Linked DNA regions of Homo sapiens: region 2 is linked to region 1. The links are chromatin loops, found by intact Hi-C in ENCODE. Cell type or tissue: PC-3. All regions are shown on one strand. Each heading gives the region's core, and the rest is flanking DNA. Links, peaks and the distances in the headings are about the cores only.

Region 1 (10,528 bases), core at 2,529-10,528:
TAATACAACCATGTTGGCCAGGCAAGTCTCGAACTCCTGGCCTCAAGTAATCTGCCCACCTCGGTCTCCCAAAGTGCTGGGATTACAGGCGTGAGCCATGGTGCCCGGCCCCATCGTACTGCTTTCTGCAAGCTTCAGCTGAGTAATATCTCCTTTGCTCAAAGGGGATGTTTTGCCTGGTGTCTGAAGATAGCCAGTGAGCTCTGTGAAGGTGCAGCCTTCTTAAAGATTTGTCTGGAAACATGTGTTAGGACACTGTCTACAAGGCAATAATGTTAGGGTAAGTCCCCAATCACCATAATTTGCTACTGAAAGCAATACCTCTGTAAAACATGGCAGCCGTTCTTGAATTCTTGAATTGAGTTGCTCTATGGTAATAAGATAATGTGCATGTAACTATAGAACAGTGTTGCTCAAACCTGGGGTGTTAGGCCATTCCTGTGTTGCTGTAAAGGAATACCTGAGGCTGGGTGATTTATAAAGAAAACAGGTTTAACTGGCTATGGTTCTGCAGGCTGTACAGGAAGCATGGCACCAGCATCTACTTGGGGAGGCCTCAGGGAGTTTACAATCATGGCAGAAGGCAGAGCAGGAGCAGGCATCACACATGGCCAGAGTGGGAGCAAGAGAGGTGCCATAGTTTTAAACCAGATCTCACGTGGACTCACTCATCAGCAAGGGAACAGCACCAAGCCATTCATGAGAGGTACCCCTGTGATCCAAGCCCCTCCCACCAGGCCCACCTCCAACACTGGGGATCACATTTCAACATGAGATTTGGCGGGGACATGGATCCAAACCATGGATACATGTTAGCATCCCCTGGGAGCTGGAAAAAAAATATTAAAGCATTTGGGCCCCACCACAGACTGATTGAATTAGGATCTCTGTAGGTGAAACTGGTTTAAAAACAAAACAAACAAACAAAAACTCTCCCTAGCTGATTCTCATACACAGGCTTGTAGACCACTGCTTTAGAAACATTGAAGCTACTTTACAGCCTGGTAGCACCTTCCATTGGGTACCTCAGGGAATTATTCACTTTTCTCTTTGTTTCTGGGGTCGATTAACAGCTATACCCCAGATTTGCAGTTGGGGAAGCATTTATGTGAAATAGCATGTCAAGTTGGGCAGCAGTGCCTAACAGATTTCTCTCTTCCTGTTCACAATGGCCTGTTGAAAAACCGAAGGTGGACACACTGTGTCAACATGTCTTGGCTCTACCGTCCGTCCTCTTCCCAAGGTCCAGGTTATTCCTGCCATCTTGCCCGAGCAATTTCACATCACTGCCTGTTTGGGACTCCCACGTCCGTATCTGCATCCCAGGCCTGCCACTGAGTTCAAACTGCAGACTGAGCATCCTCAAGCACCTAAAACTCTATTTATTATCTTCATGTTGTCCCGTGAATTCCCTACTCCTCCGCAAATCAGGGAAACCAGTTCTCCTAGTTTTTGCCTATGTACTATCCCAATAAATGGCCTCACCATATAGTTTCCTTGGCCAGAAACCTCAGGGTCACCCTACAAACATCTGTCAACCTCACCCCCAAATCCAGGCAAGTTCTTTTGACTCCACTTGCTGTCAGGAAACAATATGAATTTTTTTTTTTTTTTTTTTGAGACGCAGTCTCGCTCTGTCGCCAGGCTGGAGTACAGTGGCGCGCTCCTGGCTCACTGCATCCTCCGCCTCCTGGGTTCAAGAGGTTCTTCTGCCTCAGCCTCCCAAGTAGCTGGGATTACAGGCACACGCCACCATGCCCGTCTAATTTTTGTATTTTTAGTAGAGATGGGGTTTCACCATGTTGGCCAGGCTGGTCTTGAACTCCTGACCTCGTGATCCGCCCGCCTCGGCCTCCCAAAGTGCTGGGATTACAGGTGTGAGCCACCGCGCCTGGCCAACAACATGAATGTTTTCATGTTTCTGTGTAGCTCAGTTTCCTGAGCAAAAGTTACTGGCAACCTAGTATTAAAAACTCTAGACAAATGTAACAGTTTAATTGAGCAAAGAACAATTCTCGAATCGGGCAGCCCCCTTTGTCATGCCAGACCCCTATTAATCTCAGTAGGGATGGCACCAGGTACAAGAGGCCAAAGACGAGATCCCGCACCAGCGAAGGAGACGTGGGTTTTATTGGGGGCTTACATACAGGGGAGAGAGTCCAGTGGCAGTGGGCCAAGCAGGAAAACTGCAAATCCTTGCAAAATGCATGCAGTTTAGATAGCATTTTCATTTTACACCCTCCCTCTAACAAATTCCACCTGGCAACCTTCATTTAACCCAAAACAAAGGGTCTCAATCCCCTGTACGACCTGTGTTCCATGGGCCAGGGTGGGGGATCAAATGTTTTTCATAGAAAAGGAATGGATCTCGGGGTGGGCTACTCCCAGATTCCCTAGCATGGAACTCTGAATACACATTCAGGTGTGCCCGCCCTACAGGGTCATTCTCAGAGTACGGTCAAGTTATCAGTGCCAGGTGCTCCTACCCTACTGCCTGAACCAGAATAGGCTGAGGGAGACTCCGGCACTGCCACCATGTCAGAGGCAAAGGAAAGTGACGTGAGGTCCAGAGATAGCCAAATTGCCTACTGCTTACCATTTCTCTCACTTGAAGGCAGTTTAAACAGTTGGCCCCTTTGATTGGCCAGAACTCGGTGATTGGTAAGGGCAGTTACCAGTCTGTTTGTACATCCCGTTATAGTTCCCTATGTGGGAGAAACCTTTAGGCCAAATTTACAAGGAGGCCGCTTTAGGCTAAACTTAATTTAACACTGGATTAAAGGATGAGGGAATATTAATCATTTTGGAAAACAGATCGTGAATTACTCTGGAGAGATTTGCGGGTTTATCTCTCTTGGAGCTGTGCCTTTGCATTCATTGATCTGCACTGGCATTTGCTGTAACACATAGGGCCTTCCCATTCTCTTCCCTATGACAATTTGTTTCCATTAGAAAGTTAGGATTTCTGGCTGGGCGCAGTGGCTCATGCCTGTAATCCCAACACTTTCGGAGGCCAAGGCGGGTTGATCACCTGAGGTCAGGAGTTTGAGACCAGCCTGGCCAACATGGTGAAACCCCGTTCTCTACTAAAAATACAAAAAAGGTTAGCCAGATGTTGTGGCACATGCCTGTAATCCCATCTACTCGGGAGACTGAGGCAGGAGAATCACTTGAACCTGGGAGGCAGAGGTTGCAGTGAGCTGAGATCGTGCCATTGCACTCCAGCCTGGGTGACAGAGCAAGACTGCATCTCAAAAAAAAAAAAAAAAAAAAAAACGTTAAGGTTTAGGGTTTCTCTCCAAGTCTCTAGAAGGGATGGGGGCAGCTATGATGTAGTTCCTATATAATCTCTGAAATTCATAATTTAGGGGTTTCTGTCTTTTAAATGCTATCCATTGAGGGCCCGAATGGAACAAAACAGAGAGACAGGAGTTCGCCTCCTTTTGTTTTTCTGCCTCACTGTTGAGCTGGGTGATCTCATCTCATCTTTTTTTGCCCTTGGACTGGGACTTAGCCCCATTGGCCCCCTGGTTCTCAGGCCTTCAGCCTGAGTTACACCACCAGCTTTCTTGGGTCTCAGTTTGCAAATGGCAGATCGTGGGACTTCACAAACACCATCATCTTGTAAGCCCATTCCTCCTAATCTTCTTTTATATACACACCAATTGGTTCTGTTTCTCTGGAAAACCTGATTAATAGACCTGAGGAATGAAACTGTAACCTCTCAGTGGGTTCTTCTTGCCTGCTGCCCAGATGCAGCCAATTTATCAAGGCAGGGGAATTGTAATGGAGGAAGAGTTTTACCCACATAGAGCTGGCTGAATGGGAAACCAGGGTTTTATCATTATTCATATCAGCCTCCCTGAAAATTTGGAGGCTAGGATTTTTCAAGGATAGTTTGGCAATCAAGGGAACGGGTGCTGCTGATTGGTTGGGGGTGCAATCATAGGGGTGTGGGGAATGGTCATTGTGAGCACTGAGTCTGCTTCTGGGTGTGGCCCCAGGACTGGTTGGTGGGTCCAGGTGAAGCCATTGGTCAGTCATCAGAAATGCAAAAACCTGAAAAAGGCATCTCAAAAGGGCAATCTTAAATTCTATGATACGATGCTATTTGCAGGAGTGATTGGGGAAGTTGTACATCTTGTGGCCTCCGGAACAATGGCTGGTAACCATTTCTGTCTACACCCTAGCAGAACTCAGCTTCCTATCAGTCTCCTAACCTGATTGTCTTTCATTAGCTTTACAAAGGTGCTTTAGTTTGGGGAAAGGGCTGTTATCATTGAAACTGTAAACTAAGTCTCTCCCAAAGTTAGCTTGGCCCAAACCCAGGAATAACTATGGGCAGCTTGGAAGCTAAAAGCAAAATGGGGGTTGGTTGGATCAGATCTCTTTCACTGTCATCATTTCCTGTTATAGTTTTTGCCAAGGCAGGTTCAAAACCAGGGAACCAACTGTAAAAGACAAAGTATAATAATAACTCCCTAAAGAGTTTCATTTTACACACCACTTTCATAATACATTCCTTTTTTGTTGAGACACAGTCTTGCTCTGTCACCCAGGCTGGTGGGCAGTGGCACAATCTCGGCTCACTGCAACCTCCCACGTTCAAGTGATTCTCCTGCCTCAGCCTCCCAAGTAGCTGAGACTACAGGCGTGTGCCACCATGCCTGGCTAATTTTTGTATTTTTAGTAGAGACAGAGTTTCACCACGTTGGCCGGGCTGGTCTCAATCTCCTGGCCCCAGGTGATCTGCCAGCCTCGGCCTCCCAAAGTGCTGGGATTACAGCCCCAGCGTAAGCCACCACGTGAGCCACCACGCCCGGCCTCATATTACATTATTGTGTTATGATTCTCACAGCTACCCTGCTGTATAGCTAAGGCAGGTGATGTTAATCCACACTTGCATTCAAAGACACTGAAATAAATTCTTACCAAAACAGTGGCGAAGACCCAGGATTTGCACTGAAACTCACATGCTGTGTTCAGAAGTGCAGTATTCTCTCTACCCCACACAGCTGCCTTAGAGAGATGAATTCCAGGGCTGGGAACCACGGCTAACACTTAGTACCTCCCACATTTCCAGAAGGGCTCTAAACGTGTCCTGTGGTCCTTACAGTCAACTGGTGAGGTTATTTCTTCTGTCATTTCACAGACAAATAAAGAAGCAGAGTAACTTCATTTATGAACGGTGCTCTCTGCCACTTTGCAATGCTTATTCAATAGAGCTGCTTTCATTATGGAAAGCTAAAAGCTTTGTTTCCCAGAATGCTAACCATTTTATAAACAGTATAACATAATTATAAATGTCTTCCAGAAACACAGTAATAGTAATGTTAAATGATCCTGCGAGCCTCAGAAAAATAACTTGATAGCTACTCTCCGAGGTTGGTTATTTTGGAGTCCTAGTACATTAGTCACTCTTCAAAGGCCAGAGAAGGTAAGAGAGAAGGTTAAAATGAGATCAGATGCCCAGCAGTGGGAAATTTCACATTTGAGATGATGAGACCCATAAATGGGGCATAATGATGGCAAATAAAAAATATCTACTTGGAAACAGAGAAAAGCTCAAATTGCATTGAAGATCAGTTACATTTTTCCTGGACAGAGGACAGAAAAATTTTCTTCTTTTTCTTGAGTAAGTGAAAAGGAATATAAGGTCTTTCTCAGGGATGAGGTTTGCCTTTTCTGGATTAAAGGGTAAAAGCTGAAGAGGCACATCTTCAGACAAGTAGCAATAGAGAACAGAGACAATTCTTGGCCATAGAGCATTTTTGAGGATCTCATATGAAAGATAGTCATTTTTTAAAGATGTCATTTTTCTATAATACTGCAGCTAGCTCCCCTCAGATCATCACCGGGATAAGACAGCATCAATGGATATGTTGCCCAGGCTGGTCTCAAAATCCTGGCCTCAAGCAACCTCCCACCTCAGCCTCCCAAATTGCTGGAATGACAGGTGTGAGCCACCACACCTGGCTGCAAGTTGAATTTCTTTGGATGTCTATTCTTTGTGCCTGAAACTTCAGATTGACGTACTTAGAAAATATAGGGCTGAACTGACCCCCATATAACATCTTGACTTTTTCAACCAAACTTTAATTATTTCAACTGAATAATTTAAAAAAAAATTTTACCCTTGGTGACAGCTGTCAAATGATGGAATATCTTGTGTGAATTAGAATCTCTTGATTTTCAGGAATACCATCATAATAACAATGATGTTGTGATTTTTTTAACTTGAGAATGACCTTTGGAATAATTAAAAAATGCCTTGGTATGACTCAATCCTTTTCCTCCCTCTGTCCTCTGAGGCTTTACCACTGACCTGGAATTCAGGATTCCAGAAATCCTTGGTGAATGAAGTCACCACATTCTTTGTGAAATTATTCACAAGTGTGATCATTATCAGTTATCTGTTTCCTTTGATAAGGTTACTCCCAATTGTTTCAATGTGTGACTCTATAGATAAAATCGTATTATAGTTTTGTTATGATTCATATCGCTAGTATGCTGATAGTCTAGATAATAACAGAGTGATGATATTGTTGTGGCTTCTTTATTCCAAGTAATATCAAGCCCCAATAAAAAAGTTTGGTTTTTCTTTTCTGAGACAGGGTCTGGCTCTGTCACCCAGGCTGGAGGGCAGGGGAGTGATCACAGCTCACTGCACCCTCAAACTCCTGGGCTCAGGTAATCCTCCTGCATCAACCCCCCAAGTATCTGAGACCACAGATGCATGCCATACCAGTCGGCTAATTTTTATTTTATTTTTATTTTTCGTAGAGATGGAGCTTCACATGGTTGCCCAGGCTGCTGTAGAACTTCTGGCCTCAAAAGATCTTCCTGCCTCAGTCTCCCAAAGTGCTAGGATTAAAGGTGTGAGCCACTGCACTTGGCCAATAAAAGTTTTGAAGATGTGAATAGGAAATTCACCAGGAGCTTCCTGTTCACCTCCTTGCTTCAAGTTTATGGAAGTCTTGACTTATCCTTGTCCTTGTCACCAACAAGCCTTGTAGCCGCAGCCTCTGCTCAGGGGGACAGTGTTCCCACCCTCTTCACCAGTGAAGCTGCTGAGATCCCAGGGCAGCTGGCTCCTTCCCATGGAAAGATGAACTATGATTCCTCATTTCCCCAATAAATTTACGATTTTGCTGAGAAAACAAATATACATATTTGAGAAATTTAACAGTGCAAGCAGATAGAATATCAGACATCAAAATCTGTATGAAATTTCTCCACCTCGGAGAATGACTGAGTTTTGGCTTCACTCACACTAAATAATGAAAAAAGGGAACAAGCAGTGTAGGTTTCACTCAGGATGAAAGCCCTGGAACCCTAGAAGATTGTGGGGATAGGTAATGGATGGATTCAACATGCCTTTCTCTTAGGACTGTCTGAGATCTTACAGCTGAGATTAGCATAAACATCTTTGAAAGACAAATTCTGGTTGTTAGAGAAAACTATGTCATTATTCAGAGGGGACTGTCAGGCACCTCTTTGCTGAAGAGGCCACACAACACAGAGTGGGGGATGCCTCTTGCTAAATAATGTTTCAGCCACATGTGGCAAAGAGTTCAGAGACCTGAGGGAGGTCCAGTGCAGACTGAACTACAAACTTCAGCCTTCACTGTCTTAAGAATAAGTTAGTCTGGGCTGGGCACAGTGGCTCACACCTGTAATCCCAGCATTTAGGGAGACCAAGGTGGACGGATCACCTGAGGTCAGGAGTTCGAGGCCAGCCTGGGCAACATGGTGAAACCCTGTCTCTACTAAAAATACAAAAATTAGCCAGGTGTGGTGGCACACCCCTGTAATCCCAGCTACTTGGGAGGCTGAGGCAGGAGAATCACTTGAACCTGGGAGATGGAGGTTGCAGTGAGCCGAGATCCCGCCACTGCACTCCAGCCTGTGCCATGGAGCAAGACTTCGTCTCAGAAAAAAAAAAAAGAATAAGTTAGCCTTGGCCGGGCTCGGTGACTCTTGCCTGTAATCCCAGAACTTTGGGAGGCCAAGATGGGTGGATTGCTTGAGCTCAGGATCTTGAGACCAGCCTGAGCAATATGGGGAGACTCCGCCTCTACCAAAAAAAAAAAAAAAAAAAAAAATTAGCTGGGCATGGTGACACATGCCTGTAGTCCCAGTTACTCAGGAGGCTGAGGTAGGAGGATCACTTGAGCCCAGGAGGTCAAGCCTGCAGTGAGTTGTGTTCATGCCACTGCGCTCCCGCCTAAGTGACAGACTGAGACTCTGTCTCAGAAACAAAACCAAAAAAAAGGTGGGGGACACTTGCATGGCAGCTCATGCCTGTAATCCCAGCACTTTGGGAGGCCAAGGTGGGCAGATCACTTGAGCTCATGAGTTTAAGACCAGCCTGGGCAATACAGGGAAACCCTATCTCCAAAAAAAAAAATGCAAAAATGACTTGGGTGTGGTGACCCACAGCTGCAGTCCCAGCAACTCAGGAGGCTAAGGTGGGAGGATCGCTTCAGCCTGGGAGGTGGAGGCTGCAGTGAGCTGAGATCGCACCACTGCACTCCAGCCTGGGTGACAGAGTGAGATCCTGTCTCAGAAGGTTAGTCTTAAGAATCCTTTGAATGGATCAGAAAGGGAGAGCCCTTCTCCAGAATTGGATACCGGTGTAACAGGGTGTCAGTGTGCGGAATTTACAAAGAGAATGCCTGGAAACCGGCCCCACAATGCTTAGTCCACTTTAAAAAGGGTCATGAGAGACAGTGAGAGCATTTTGGAGGATTTCTTTGGACAAAGCAGTGCTGATAACTCCAGGCACCCTCCCACCCTCTGACCCTATCCCTGCTTTACTCCCAAGCCCAGGGTTAGGGGAGGGGGCAGAAACTTCTGCGAGCAAAGAGGCTAAAGCTACAGGAGGGAGAGAGAAGTGCTGACCACAACTCTCCCTCTGACCACATGTTCTCCATTATTGCCATCCCCTCCCACCCCAGCAAAGTAAAGATTGAATGCCAAAGCAAACTAATTCAATACATTAATTCAAATGTTCAGTCCTCTGCACCACAACTGCAGCTCAGGAGCATGGCTTCACAATGCGCCTTCCAAGTTGCAGCAGGGATTCTGCAGGATCCTGACTCAAGGTACACATGAAAGCCAGGTGCGGAGGCTCATGCCTCTAATCCCAGCACTCTGGAAGGCTGAGGTGGGTGTATGGCTCCAGCCCAGGAGTTTGAAACCAGCCTGGGCGTTATGGCGAAACCCTGTCTCTACCAAAAATACAAAAATTATCCAGGTGTGTTGGTGCATGCCCATAGTCCTAACTATGGAGGACTGAGGTAAGAGGATGGCTTGAGCCTTGGGAGGCAGAGGTTGCAGTGAGCTGCCACCATGCCCAGCTAATTTTTTGTATTTTTAGTAGAGACGGGGTTTTACCATGTTGGGCAGGATGGTCTCAGTCTCCTGACCTTGTGATCCACCCACCTCGACCTCCTAAAGTTCTGGGATTACAGGCATGAGCCACCGCGCCCGGCCCCCTAAATCACCATTTTTAATCTCCCTAAGGCAGAAGCCGAGATGGAAGCCTGGCCATTAAATGAAGGGCTGGAATGGATAAAACCCAGCTAGCAAAAAGATAGTTCCAGATTAAAAGACTATGCTAAGCATGCTATCTGGCTTTGGTTACAGCCGAGATGAAAATGATGCTATTCTTGGTACCCTTAAATAGAGTTTGTTTCTTTAACTTCAGCCTCATACTATGATGTTTGACACATCCTGTTTATCATTCTTTTAGGTGGATCTAGTTCTGTTAAAGATATAATTCTGTATGACTCAATCTTTGGCTTCCTGCTCCACTTTATTTTTCTATTTTTTGGTTGACCCAGGTCATAATGCATCCATAAATATAAAAGGGAGAATGAAAGAACCAGAGAGAGCTCTCTTCAAAGCAGGCCCAAGTTGGTCTTATTTTTTTTTCACCACACATTTGTGATATCTACGGGTGCAGACAGATGGTTTCCAATGATGCTTATTTTTCTCATACTCTTCGTTTCTTCAGTATCCAGAGCAATTGATTTTAAAATTATTCTGAAGTGCATCAGGGTTCTGGGGGTGGGAAGATAACCCGGGCAGGTGACATCTTCCGATCTTTATTGAGTCATGTATTCGGGTCTTAGGCAATTACTGTTTCAAAAACGATTCCACCTTTTTTTAGAAAAAAAATAACGTTGGCTGGTCATGGTGGCTCACAGCTATAACCCCAGCACTTTGGGAAGCTGAGGCAAGAGGATCACCTGAGCCCAGGAGTTGGAGACTAGCCTGGGCAACACAGTGAGACAGCTCCACTAAAAAAAAAAAAAAAAAAAAAAAAAAAAAACGTCACATGTGGTAACGTGCACCTGTAGTCCCAGCTACTCAGGAGACTGAGGCAGGAGTATCACTTGAGACTGGGAGGTGAAGCCATGATCACACCAGTGCACTCCAGCCTGGGTGACATAGTGAGATGGAGGGAGGGAGGGAGGAAGCAAGGAAAGGAGGGAGGGAGGGAGGGAGATGGGGGAAGGGG
Region 2 (13,056 bases), core at 3,150-11,149, 77 kb after region 1:
CAAGCAATCCACCTGCCTTGGCCTCCCAAAGTGCTGAGATTACAGGCGACAGCCAGTGTTCCCAGCCTGCATTCTTATTCTTGGATATTTCCTGGGTATCATCTTATTTTTTAAAATGTGTTGACTCTTCATTTTGAATCTCGTTTTGACTCTTAATCTTCACCATCTTTATTTCTTAGTGTGAAGAAGATGGTAGAAATCAACTTTCTTTGTGTTCATAAGAAGTTGAGATCGAAACGGGTAGCCCCAGTGCTAATCCGAGAGATCACTAGAAGAGTGAACCTGGAAGGGATCTTCCAGGCTGTGTACACCGCGGGAGTGGTTCTTCCTAAGCCCATAGCCACATGCAGGTACCAGTACCATATTTCTACCTCAGGTCCTCCCTTTATCAAAAATGTTGAGCCTCACCACTGTTCTGCTAGATGTAGTTTTTGCTGGTAGCAGAGATGGAGACTAGAACCTAGAATCACCAAGTCCAGTATTCTTTCTGGTATATCATTTGCCACTTGGTGATTAAAAAAAAGTTTTTGACATTTTCCTACTAATGATGCTGGATCTATACTTTTTTTTTTTTTTTTTTTTTTGAGGCAGACTCTTACTCTGTTGCCCAGGCTGGAATGCAGTGGCGTGATATTGGCTCACCGCAAACTCGCCTCCTGGGTTCAAGTGATTCTCCTGCCTCAGCTTCCCGAGTAGCTGGGATTACAGGCATGTGCCACCACACACAGCTAATTTTTGTATTTTTAGTAGAGACAGGGTTTCACCATGTTGGTCAGGCTGGTCTTGAACTCCTGACCTCGTGTGGATCTATACTTCTAAGTCTATTCCATGTGAAAGATGAATGCTGTCTCTACATGGGAAAACCTAGGACATGATGATCTTAAAATTCCAATGTCATACCATTTTCTTTCCACCCCAAAGATCAGTTTTCTGCCATGCTTTGCAGCACCACCAAAGTGTCCTGAAAGTCTAATAAGCATCCATTCAAAAGCCTCAGATGTATTTGTTTGTTCAGAGTAGGAAGACCTAAGCTATGTTTTTACAACTTCGTCTGCACTAGTCAAGCTTTCACAGGTTATTCCAGTGAGAAAATGATCAGATTCCCACAAGACTAACCTGTTTCTAAAACATCAGAGTTTATCTCCCCACCCCTCACCACTGTTTTTATTGACTCAAATAGGATGAAACTTAAAATTACTATATCCTGTTAAATTATTACATTCGTTAAGTAAATGGAATACTAGACTTCAGGGGTATATTTTAATATAAATCACTTATCCCAGAGCCTGGAATCACTGAAGAAATTTAAGCTAGTTTTCAAAAAGTTGTTTTCTTTGGTGTGTAGGCTGTAAAAGTGAAGGTGACTAATTTAGGGGATTTATTTTCATGTTTTTAAACTTTCTGATTGGCCTTTTGTAGAATCAGTGATGGTCCTTACACACTTGGAAACCTGGGTATGATTAATATTTCTTTTTTGTGTGTGTGTGAGACGGTCTTGCTCTGTTGCCCATGCTGGAGTGCAGTGGCATGATCTCGGCTTACTGCTGCAACCTCTGCCTCCCAGGTTCAAGTGATTCTCCTGCCTCAGCCTCCCGAGTAGCTGGGATTACAGGTGCACACCACCGTGCCTGGCTAATTTTTGTATTTTTAGTAGAGATGGGGTTTCACCATGTTGGCCAGGCTGGTCTTGAACTCCTGGCCTCAAGTGATCTGCCCACCTCAGCCTCCCAAAGTGCTGGGATTACAGGCATGAGCCACCGTGCCCAGCCAACTAATATTTCCTTTGCAGTTTTAAGATTCCACTTTAGTGAAAAAGATGAAAGGTCACAAACTCCTGAGGAACATAACTGGAGTATAAGATGTATTTTAGAGATTAAAACTGGACGGATAAAATGATGACATAGGATGAGGGCCTCTGTCTAGTACAACGTAAGTATTCAGTAAATGCTTATGTAACAGCCAAGCTGAGACAAAGAGTGAAAACTTGTAGAGTTAGAAATCAATTTGATTTTAAAACCTTTATTGTATTCCAGATACTGGCATCGATCACTAAACCCCAGAAAATTGGTAGAAGTGAAATTTTCTCACTTGAGTAGAAATATGACTTTACAGAGAACAATGAAGCTATACAGACTTCCAGATGTAAGTAAGAATGATTTGCAGTTTTTTGAAGCTGTAACAACTGACGCTTTTAATGCAGAAAAGAATTATTTGCAGGAGTCTAAAAACTGACTGGTGTGTCTGAGGAAGTGAATATGGAGCGAAAGAGATTTCATGGAACTCGGGAGCTAGGGAAGGTAGGGAGTTTGTTTGGAAATGCCAATCTTTCCTTTTTTCCCAAGGCTCTTAAAGTTGTTTCATTGGTAGTTGGATAAGACTGAACTCAAGGCAAGTAAGTTTTGAAATTTGGGAAATTTATGGTCTGTTAAGTAAGAAGGAAGAAAAGTCCAGGCTGCTGATCTCTTAATGCGTTGGAACTCAGGAATCAAGTGTAGAGGAGAGACCCAGCGAGTGGAAATAATGTCTCATTAAATTATCATCTTCTTAAACTATCTCGTTCTCAATGTGAAAAGTTGTCATTTTTTTTTTTTTTGGAGACAGTCTTGCTCTGTTGCCCCTTCAGCGCAATGGCACAATCTCAGCTCACTGCAACCTCTGCCTCCCGGGTTCAAGCGATTCTCCCACCTCAGCCTCCCAAGTAGCTGGGACTACAGGCACCCGCCACCACACCCGGCTAATTTTTGCATTTTTAATAGAGATGGGGTTTCACCATGTTGGCCAGGCTGGCCTCAGACTCCTGACCTCAAGTGAACCGCCTGCTTCAGCCTCCCAAGGTGCTGGGATTACAGGCATGAGCCACTGCACCCAGCGAAAAGTTATTTATTTATTTTATTTTATTTATTTATTTATTTATTTATTTATTTTTTTTTTTTTTTTTTTTTTTTGAGACGGAGTCTCACTCTGTCGCCCAGGCTGGAGTGCAGTGGCGGGATCTCGGCTCACTGCAAGCTCCACCTCCTGGGTTCACGCCATTCTCCTGCCTCAGCCTCCTGAGTAGCTGGGACTATAGGCGCCCGCCAGCATGCCCGGCTAATTTTTTGTATTTTTAGTAGAGACGGGGTTTCACCATGTTAGCCAGGATAGTCTTGATCTCCTGACCTTGTGATCCGCCTGCCTCGGCCTCCCATAATGCTGGGATTACAGGAGTGAGCCACCACGCCTGGCGAAAAGTTATTTTTTTTATTTTTTTATTTTTTGAGACAGAGTCTCGCTCTGTTACCCAGGCTGGAGTGCAGTGGCTGGATGTTGGCTCACTGCAACCTCCGCCTCCCGGGTTCAAACAGTTCTCCTGCCTCAGCCTCCCAAATAGCTGGAATTACAGGTGTGTGCCACCACACCCAACTGATTTTTGTATTTTTAGTAGAGATGGCGGGGGTTTCACCATGTTGGCCAGGCTGGTCTTGAACTCCTGACCTTGTGATCCGCCTGCCTTGGCCTCCCAAAGTCCTGGGATTACAGGTGTGAGCCACCACGCCCAGCCAAGTTATCATTTTTAATAGGGAAAAATATAAATGTGCTTTCTAGACTTGGCTTTATTTGGGGCTTGGCTATATTAGTTATCTATGGCCATGTAAAAAATGACCACAAACTGAGCTGCTTAAAACAACATTTATTATCACACAGCTTCTGTGGGCCAGAAATCCAGTCACAGCTTAGCTGAGTCCTGTGCTTTGTTCAGGGTCTCTCCTGAAGTTGCCACCCAGGTGTCAGCCAGGGCTGAGGTCTCATCTGAAACTTGACTAGGGAAGGATCCATTTCCATGCTCCTGTAGTTGTTGGCAGGATTGAGTTCCTCACTGGCTGTTGGACCAAGGGCCTCAGTTCTTTGCCATGTTGGATTCTCCATAGGGTAGCTCACAGCATGGCAGCTTATTCATCAAAGCCAGTGAGAGAGAGAGTCTATAGAGAGGATCTGCTGGCAAGATGGAAGTCAGAACCCTATGCAGGTGATTCATGAAAGTGACATCCAGTCGCCATTGCCATTTCTTTTTTTTTTTTTTTTTAAGATGGAGGCTCGCTCTGTTGTCCAGGCTGGAGTGCAATGGCACAATCTCAGCTCATTGCAATCTCCGCCTCCTGAGTTCAAGCAATTCTCCTGCCTCAGCCTCCCAAGTAGCTGGGATTACAGGTGTGCACCACCACGCCCAGCTAATTTTTGTATTTTTAGTAGAGATGGGGTTTCACCATATTAGTCAGGCTGGTCTCGAACTCCTGACCTCAGGTGATCCACCCGCCTCAGCCTCCCAAAGTGCTGGGATTACAGGTGTGAGCCACTGCGCCCAGCCGCCATTGCCATTTCTATTGGTTAGAACCAAATCACAGGTCCTGCCCACACGTAACAGGAGCAGATCACACCAGCTGTGAACCCCAGGAGGTGGGATCACTGGGGGCCATCTTAGAATCTGTGTGCCACTGATGGGATCTTTTGTTTGAAGTGTTGTGACGTGTGAATTGAAATAAAATCTTCGGCCAGGCGCGGTGGCTCACACCTGTAATCCCAGCACTTTGGGAGGCCAAGGCGGGCAGATCACAAGGTCAAGAGATCGAGGCCACCCTGGCCAACATGGTGAAACCCCATCTCTACTAAAAATTAAAAAATTAGCTGTGGATGGTGGCACATGGCTGTAGTCCCAGCTACTAGGGAGGCTGAGGCAGGAGAATCGCTTGAACCTAGGAGGCACAGGTTGCAGTGAGCTGAGATCACGCCATTGCACTCCAGCCTGGCCACAGAGCGAGACTCCATCTCATAAATAACTAAATAAATAACTAAATACATACGTACATACATACATACATACATACAAACTTCAAAAATGCCTCTTTTTTTCACTATGGGCAAATGCTGTTCCACTTTGGTCTCTCCAAATTTCAGTTTCTTGAACCTCAAGCAGCCTAGCTTATGTACAAGGAAAAGACACACTTACATGTAGGTTGCCTACAATGGAGTGAAGAATAAGGAGTTTTAGCACATACCATTGGTTTACTCACAATGATTTTCTTAAAGTGCTAAAGCTATTTTTGACTTGACTCCATTCATCAGCCTTAATATTTTTGTACAAGAGTCAATCTTCTCCTGGGTATAGGCGTGTATTATGAAACCAGACTGTGGCATCTTACTTCCAGTGAACCTGGGTTCCTGGTAGCAGTCCTGTTCCAGTCGTGCTGTGATAGTGACTGCCTTTCCCCCACCCATAAATTGAAGGTTATGAAGTGCTTTCAAATACATTATTCAATTTATTCTCACAGCAACCTTTTGAAGTTAGTACTTCTTATCCCCATTTTACAGATGAAGAAACTGAGGTATGTGACAGTTGGCACTTAGGCGAGGATGTGTTAATATCACCAAGTGGAGGGCTTGGGATGCAGGCCCCAGACCTCCATGTTTCCCTGTTAGCTCCCTCTGCCTCTGCCATCCCCTCTAACATTACCCACTATGGGGACACCATGGCTCAGCCCCACTGAATGTCTCACTGTGAGTACAGCATAAATCAAGGCAGAAAAGGACGATTGTCAAGATGCAAACAGTTCTCATTGGCTTGCCCCAGTCTCCTTTCCCCCTTTTAAGTCATAGGAAAGGAAAGGAAAATAAAGAGTAAATTAATAGAATAAAAGAGAGATTAAAGTACAGATATTATGAAATTGGAAGGTGCTGGCAGCAGTCCCTTGGGTGTCTGCCTCTTGAGTTAAACTGGACAGAACTGCATACACCGGATGCCCCTTCCTCTCCTATGGGCCCAGATGGGTGATACCACTGCTAGCAGTCAAGTTATTTAAGAACATTTTTGTACCATTCAGCGTAAAAGCAAACTTATGGAATACAGCTTTTGCTGTATAGATCAATCTCATTTTCTGCTTCATTGTTACTCTTTTTGCTTGTAGGAGTGCCAGCTTTCTGTCTTTTTCATGGACTTTTGAATATAGGAGCTAACATTTATTGTGGCCGGCGTTATGCTCGACATTTAACAGCCGTAGTCTCATTTACTAATCACAACAGCCACAGGAGGATGGGTCCTTATCCCCATAGCACAGAAGGGGCCATGAGAACACAGATTGACTTGCTCAGAGTCTGCTGGCCAGAAGCAGAGCTGTCGCAGGGCCTGCGCCATTCACAACTGTTACCTAAAATACTAAGGTTTCCCCAAGAAACACGCCTTACGATGCCTCCCTACCCTTTCAGTGTTTGGGGAGATTTTATTTTGTTTTGTTTTTTTGATCTGGTGTTGAGTATTTCCAAGTTCGATTTTGCGCATCTGTGTCAATGAGCTGAAAGGTAATTTGATGTTGATAAAAAGCAGAAGTCAGAGAATGATCCACTAAGGTCTTAGCACTGTGCTGCAAGGAGGGTGTGCTTGCTTAGACATGTCGAGGCATATAAGGTGTTCTATATTTAGTGGCATTAGATGGTTTTTTTAGTGGTTAGCATTCTGTTTGCTCCTTTTTGAATCATATAAATAACCATAATCATTGCTTACATCTCTTCTCTGGAATCTTGGCTCTCAAACGGTTTGTACCACAACTTGACAGATAACAACACTACTGTTTTTTAATAGAGCTCTGAGCTTCATTTCCTTATGTACTTATAAGCAGATTTTACACAGATTTCAATCTACGTAGAGGCCCATGAATCATGCATATTAGTTGGGCCATGGGAAAGGATATCTGATTCAGATACAGAGTTTGCTTATGAAACTGAGATTTTTCTTATTTACTGGAAATGATTCTCTGCATTTTATTGAACTCTCAGAAAACATGACCGCTTCACTATTCCATTATACGGAAGCTAGCCATTTTAATGTAAGCCCAATAGCCTTCCTGGTTCTTTCTGAGGACAATAGTTATAATTTGAGTGTTTGTTTTGCTTTTCAAAAGTTATTTCTTTTTTTTTTTTTTTTTTTTTTTTCTGTGAGACGAAGTCTCGCTTTGTCGCCAGGCTGGAGTGCAGTGATGCGATCTTGGCTCACTGCAACCCCCGCCTCCTGGATGCAAGCAATTCTCCTGCCTCAGCCTCCTGAGTAGCTGGGACTACAGCCACGTGCCACCACACCCAGCTAATTTTTGTATTTTAGTCCATGTTGGCCAGGATGGTCTCGATCTCTTGACCTTGTGATCCGCCTGCCTCAGCCTCCCAAAGTGCTGAGATTACAGGTGTGAGCCACCGTGCCTGGCAGTATTTCATTCTTACACAGATTATTTTAGCTATTAGTCAGCAAATGTAAATATTCTTACCCTGTTTTCTAGGACTTTCTGTTTTTTATAGCTGGTACATCCTGGTGTGCTCTTATGCTTTAATGCTTCTATAAAAATTTGTTCAAAATGCTTATAAGTTGCCAAACTTATGATACTTTTTACCTGAATTTAGGCAACATATTGCTTGTCTAAATTCTGCTACTTATTTTTCTAACCTTTAGAGACCTAAGATAGCAGTTCTCAAAGTGTGGCCCAGGGACCTCTGGAAGTCCCCCAAGATCTTTGAATCTATGCAGTCATTTTTTTTTTTTAACTATTTTCATAATAACACTAGTATGTAATTTTTTCACTTTCATTCTCGTCTGAGTATACTGTGAAGTCTTCCAGAGGCCATGTGGCATGTGTATTTCTGTAGTCTTTTGTTTAAAAATGTTCTCAGTTTTGATTTCTAATGCGATAAGTGTGGATATGCATAACCCACATAAGCAAAGCTCTTTGGAGGTACTCAATCATTATTAACAGCGTAGGCCAGGTGCAGTGGCCCATGCCTGTAATCCCAGCACTTTGGGAGACCGAGGTGGGCAGATCACAAGGTCAGGAGATCGAGACCATCCTGGCTAGTACGATAAAACTGCATCTCTACTAAAAATACAAAAAATTAGCTGGGCGTGGTGGCACGTGCTTGTAATCCTAGCTACTTGGGAAGCTGAGGCAGGATCAAATCACTTGAACCCGGGAAGCAGAGGTTGCAGTGAGCTGAGATCACACCACTGCACTCCAGCCTGGGCGACAGAGTAAGACTCCATCTCAAAAAAAAAAAAGAGTGTAAAAGGGTCCCAAGACCAAAATATTTGAGAACTGCTGCTTTAAGGCGATCTGCTGGGCAGTTCCTTTAGTGGTTTCACAGTTGGATATTCAATGAATGAGAATTGTGCTCCAGAAGAATGTTTTGCTCTAGAAGGAAGTTGGCAAATTTTTTTTTCATTTCTGAATGTTCTCTATTAACAGATATCATATATCCTGTGGCTTTCATTAATTCATCTAATTGCTTGATATTGTTGATTGTTACTGAACCAGTAACAAAAGAAAAAAAATTCTGATATTGAGAAAGGCTATTTGAAATTTATCAAGCTAAGTCTGCCTCATAGCAGAAACTAATTTTTTAAATGACTATGATATATATTTTATATGGTTTTGGTCTTCCCACTAGCATTTAGAAGTGCTTATTTATTTCCAGTGGAGATCTGGACATTTCTGACTCATTGGTTTTGAGAGGTACTAAAAGACTAAAGGTATGCATTGCCTGTTAAATGTGAAGGACTTAAATTCTCTAAATTTAGATTATTAAATGGCATTTTAGCTGAAGTGCTTTAGACATGACATCATCATAATAGAATGGCTTATAGTAAATATTCAGCTGAGGACTGTTGGTGTATAAATACAGAGCATGCACCTCCCATTCCCCTTTCCCCCAGCTAATCGATAATCAATCAGCACTGTGTGTCACTGAAGCTTAGAAACCCCAGCACAGCTAATAGTTGATGACAGCTGGCACTCAAGAGAAAACCTATTTTCCTTGGCCTAGTGTGGTGGCTCACACCTGTAATCCCAGCACTTTGGGAGGCCGAGGTGGGCAGATCACCTGAGGTCAGGCATTCGAGACCAGCCTGGCCAACGTGGTGAAACCCTGTCTCTACTAAAAACACAAAATTAGCCGGGCGTGGTGGCAGGTGCCTGTAATCCCAGTTACTCGGGAGCCTGAGGCAAGAGAATCGATTGAACCCAGGAGGCAGACGTTGCAGTGAACCGAGATCGCACCATTGCACTCCAGCCTGGGTGACAAGAGTGAGACTCCGTCTCAAAAAAAACACCTGTTTTCCCCCTTGGGCTTCCACCTGGGGGCATGCAGGAATTGTGATGACCTCATTCTACAGGAAGTTTTTCCTTTAACAATATTTCTTAAGAGTGGAACTGCTAGATTATATAAAATTTTTAAAAATAATCATTTAGGGCAGAAAAAGTAGAGTAGCAATATTTATATACAGATTATTCATCTCTTAAAATGTATCTAGTGTTTCTCCAAGGGGGGGAAAAATCAGGTTTACAGAAAAAAATAAACTGTATTTCTCAGTTTAAAATTGTCTGTTTGTTGGGCTTCCTGACTTTTAGTCTCAAGTCCCCTGGCCCCTGAACAGTTCTAGAGAGCAAAGTGATGTCAGGAGCTTTTACAAGGACAACAGCTGAACAAATTCAAATGGGGACCTGTCCTGACTTTTAGGTGTTTTATTCCTATGGCTTAATTTTTTAAATTCTAAAGCTCTGGAGTAGTGATAAGACACCTACCCTGATCACCTTTACCCAGAAGATGTGGCAGGAGAGGCCAGGCCGCGTCCCTGGCAGCCATTTGCCGTTAGACAAGATGGACACTTTCAGGCTGGTATGGCTGTAAACCCGTTTGCCTTTAGAAAATACTTGGCTATGAACAATGCTTGCCTTCCCATCCAGCCTGATATGATTCACTCCTATATCATTTTTGTTCAAGAGAACAAAATCACCACACGCTTTTAATGGGCTATTGCATAATAAAACAAGTTGCTCAGTTGTATTTTCAAAATGTCAGACTTGGCAGTTTTAAAGCATCCCTCAGAAACCATGAAGGATTGGTTCTAGGACCCCTCAGATACCAGAATCCTTGGGTGCTCAAGTCCCTTATATAAGATGGCGTAGCATTGTGTATTTGCATATAATGTATGCACATCCTCCTGTATACTTTATTTATTTATTTTTGAGACGAAGTCCCTCCCTGTCTCCCAGGCTTGAGTGCAGTGGCGTGATCATGGTTCACTGCAACCTTCGCCTCCCAGTTTCAAACGATTCTCCTGCCTCAGCCTCCCGAGTAGCTGGGATTACAGGTGCATGTCACCACGCCTGGCTAAGTTTTACATTTTTCGTAGAGACAGGGTTTCATCATGTTGGCCAGGCTGGTCTCGAACTTCTGACCTCAAATGATCCACCGGCATCAGCCTCCCAAAGTGCTGGGATTACAGGCATGAGCCACCATGCCCCCTGTCCTGTATACTTTAAATCATCTCTGGATTACTTATAAGGTCAAATACAATCTAAATGCTATGTAAGTAGTTGTTACACTGCATTTTTAAGAAATAATGACAAGAAAAAAAGTCCGTACATGATCAGCACAGATGCAACGATCCAGTTTTTTTTCCCCGAATATTTTTCGTCTAAGGTTGGTCGAACCCACAGATGCACAACCAGTGGATACGGAGGGCTGCCTGTACTCCAGAAGTCATGCTAAGTTGGCTATGTCCCATCATGTAGACTGTTAACATTCTTGGCATTGGTATATACATTGGTGTGTTTTGGGTATTGGCGTACATCATGAACTTGTACTGTTCCCTTTGATGTTTGTTTGGGTCATGGGCAGTAGTGACCAAAGACTTGCCGCACAGATAGGAAGATACAACACATTGTCTGTCTCGCCTATATTTTAACCCAGCTCTTCTCAAACCTTAATGTATGTACAAACCCAAGGAAATCTTGTTGAGTTGCAGATTCGGATTCATTAGATCTGGGGCAGGGCCAGGCTCTGCAGCTCTAACTAGCTCCCGCGTGCTGCTCATTCTGCTGGTCTGCAGACCACACTTTGAGTGCAAAGTCGTTTCACTCCTCTTCTACCTGAACTTCTGGATTTGTTTTGTTTCCCCTCCAACAAGGTTACAAAGACTTCAGGTTTGAGACCAATGGAACCAAAAGATATCAAATCAGTTCGAGAATTAATCAACACTTACCTGAAGCAGTTTCATCTGGCTCCAGTGATGGATGAAGAGGAAGTAGCCCACTGGTTCCTCCCCCGGGAGCACATTATTGACACGTTTGTAGTGGAGGTAAAGACAAGGTGATAAACATAAAGCTTCTCCTTGAAGCACCCTTTGTGTTCAGCGTGCAGCAGAATTATTTACACACACTTCCTTCTATTTCATCACAGAACATTACAAAGATGTGTACTAAAGGGTAGAGAGTTAATAAGATTAATAATTCTGAATACTCTATCAAGGACATGCTTAAGTGAAACTGCCATTTGTTGAACCATGAGGGTGTGGTGTTGAGGAATATGGTAACCATGAGTGTGGTCTGGTGCCATTGTCTTGTTTTGTGCTAAGGCACCAGCAGCTTTACCCACAGCACTGCTTTGCACCGTTGATGCTGATGGTAACTTGTCAACAAGGCAAACAACTTCTTAGTGTTATGAAAATCATTTTGACCTCACAGATTTCTGAAAGGGTCTCAGGTACCCACAGGGTTCACAGACCACATTTTGGGAACTGCTTTCCAGGGCATATCATTAGAGCTGCTGAGTCTGTGGTTGGACCCATCTTTCACATTTTTAGAAATTGCCAAATAGCTCACCACAATAAGGTCCTGAGCAGTGTAAGAGAGTTCCTGTTTCCTTGCATCCTCACAAGACGTGGGTATGGTCAGATTTTAAATTTATTTAGGCCCACCTGATGAGTATGGAACAGTATCTTGTTAATTTATATCCTCATTGTTGATGAATTTGAGTATCTCATCAATCTGTTAGCCATGTTTATTTCTTTTATAAACTTGCTATTTACATCACTTGCCTGTTTTTTTTTTTTGACCGTAGTTGTCTTACTGATTTATGAAAGGTTTTTTGTTTGTTTGTTTTGAGATGGAATTTTGCTCTTGTTGCCCAGGCTGGAGTGCAGTGGCACAATCTCGGCTCACTGCAAACTCCACCTCCCAGGTTCAAGCTATTCTCCTGCCTCCGCCTCCCGAGTAGCTGGGATTACAGGCGTGCGCCACCATGCCCGGCTAATTTTTGTATTTTTAGTAGAGTCGGGGTTTCACCATGTTGGTCAGGCTTGGTCTTGAACTCCTGACCTCAGGTGATTCACCTGCCTTGGCCTCCCAAAGTGCTGGAATTATAGGTGTGAGCCACTGTGCCCAGCCCGTGAAAGGTTTTTTATATGCTGAATACTAACACTTTGTATTGCGTTCCTTTCTGGGTCCTCTATATTCTATTTCGTTGATCTCCATGTCTGTCTTTTCACTAATACCACACTGACCTCGTTGCTATAGCGATATAGGAAGCCTTAGTATCAGGTAGAGTAATTCCTCCCACTTTATTCTTGTTTGTCAAGATCATTTTAATTAACCTATTTCCTTTGCCTTTTGCATATACATTTTAGAATAAGCTTATTTTTGCCTACAAAATACCTTGCTGGTAGTTTGATAGGGATTACATTACACTGATAGATTAATTTGAGGATAATTGAAAAGTCTTCCAGTCCATGAACATGGAATGTCTCTACATTTATTTCGGTCTTTTAAAATCTCTTTTATCAGCATTCTCTAAGAGCATCCAGATCCTGTACATGTTTTCTTAAGTGTATAGCTAGATATTTCACTTTCTTTGGGGCGATTATAATGGTGTTGTGTTTTTAATTTCAGTTTCTGCATGTTCATTGTTAGCCTGTAGAAATGCTTTCTTTTGTGTGTTTGTATCCTACCACAGTGCTGAAATCACTTACTGGTTCCAGGAGTTTGTGTGTAGATTCCTTGTGATTTCTACATAGACAATGTGTCATCTGCAAATAGGGACAGCTTTATTGCTTCCTTTCCAATCTCGATGCCTTTATTTATTGGTCTTGCATTAATGCAGGACCTAGATCTTCCAGTGCTTTGTTGAGAAAGAGTGGGGAAGGTTGTCATCCTCGTCGTGTTCTTGATGGTGGGAGAAAAGCATTTACTCTTTCACCATGAAGTATGA

What was found. A loop is a pair of places that touch in the nucleus more often than their neighbours do. Peaks named below come from ENCODE experiments on the same cell type or tissue, not always from the same donor. Only the 100,000 strongest peaks of a DNase experiment are listed, where the experiment ranks them.
Region 2: it touches region 1 in a loop (4-fold over the local background); 2 of 110 quality-filtered maps call a loop at or near these places.

What each region holds. Positions count from the first base shown.
Region 1 is chr10:15,196,715-15,207,242 of GRCh38, reverse strand. All of the region lies in intron 1 of LOC105376434 (a long non-coding RNA gene), which reads left to right. Among named protein-coding and RNA genes, the nearest start is that of FAM171A1-AS1, 6.6 kb to the left of the region's middle. RefSeq lists an enhancer at 5,674-6,873. In PC-3, for the core only: no CTCF peak of the experiment used is centred there; a DNase peak (open chromatin) is centred at 6,352; H3K27ac peaks cover 3,211 bases.
Region 2 is chr10:15,117,436-15,130,491 of GRCh38, reverse strand. NMT2 (N-myristoyltransferase 2) reads left to right here. Exons shown (of 12, transcript NM_004808.3): 7 at 180-350; 8 at 2,034-2,142; 9 at 10,979-11,149. LOC105376431 (a long non-coding RNA gene) reads right to left here. Exons shown (of 2, transcript XR_930693.4): 2 at 10,923-11,269. Among named protein-coding and RNA genes, the nearest start is that of RPP38, 27 kb to the right of the region's middle. RefSeq lists enhancers at 6,391-6,530, 7,437-7,616. In PC-3, for the core only: no CTCF peak of the experiment used is centred there; a DNase peak (open chromatin) is centred at 6,591; H3K27ac peaks cover 4,841 bases.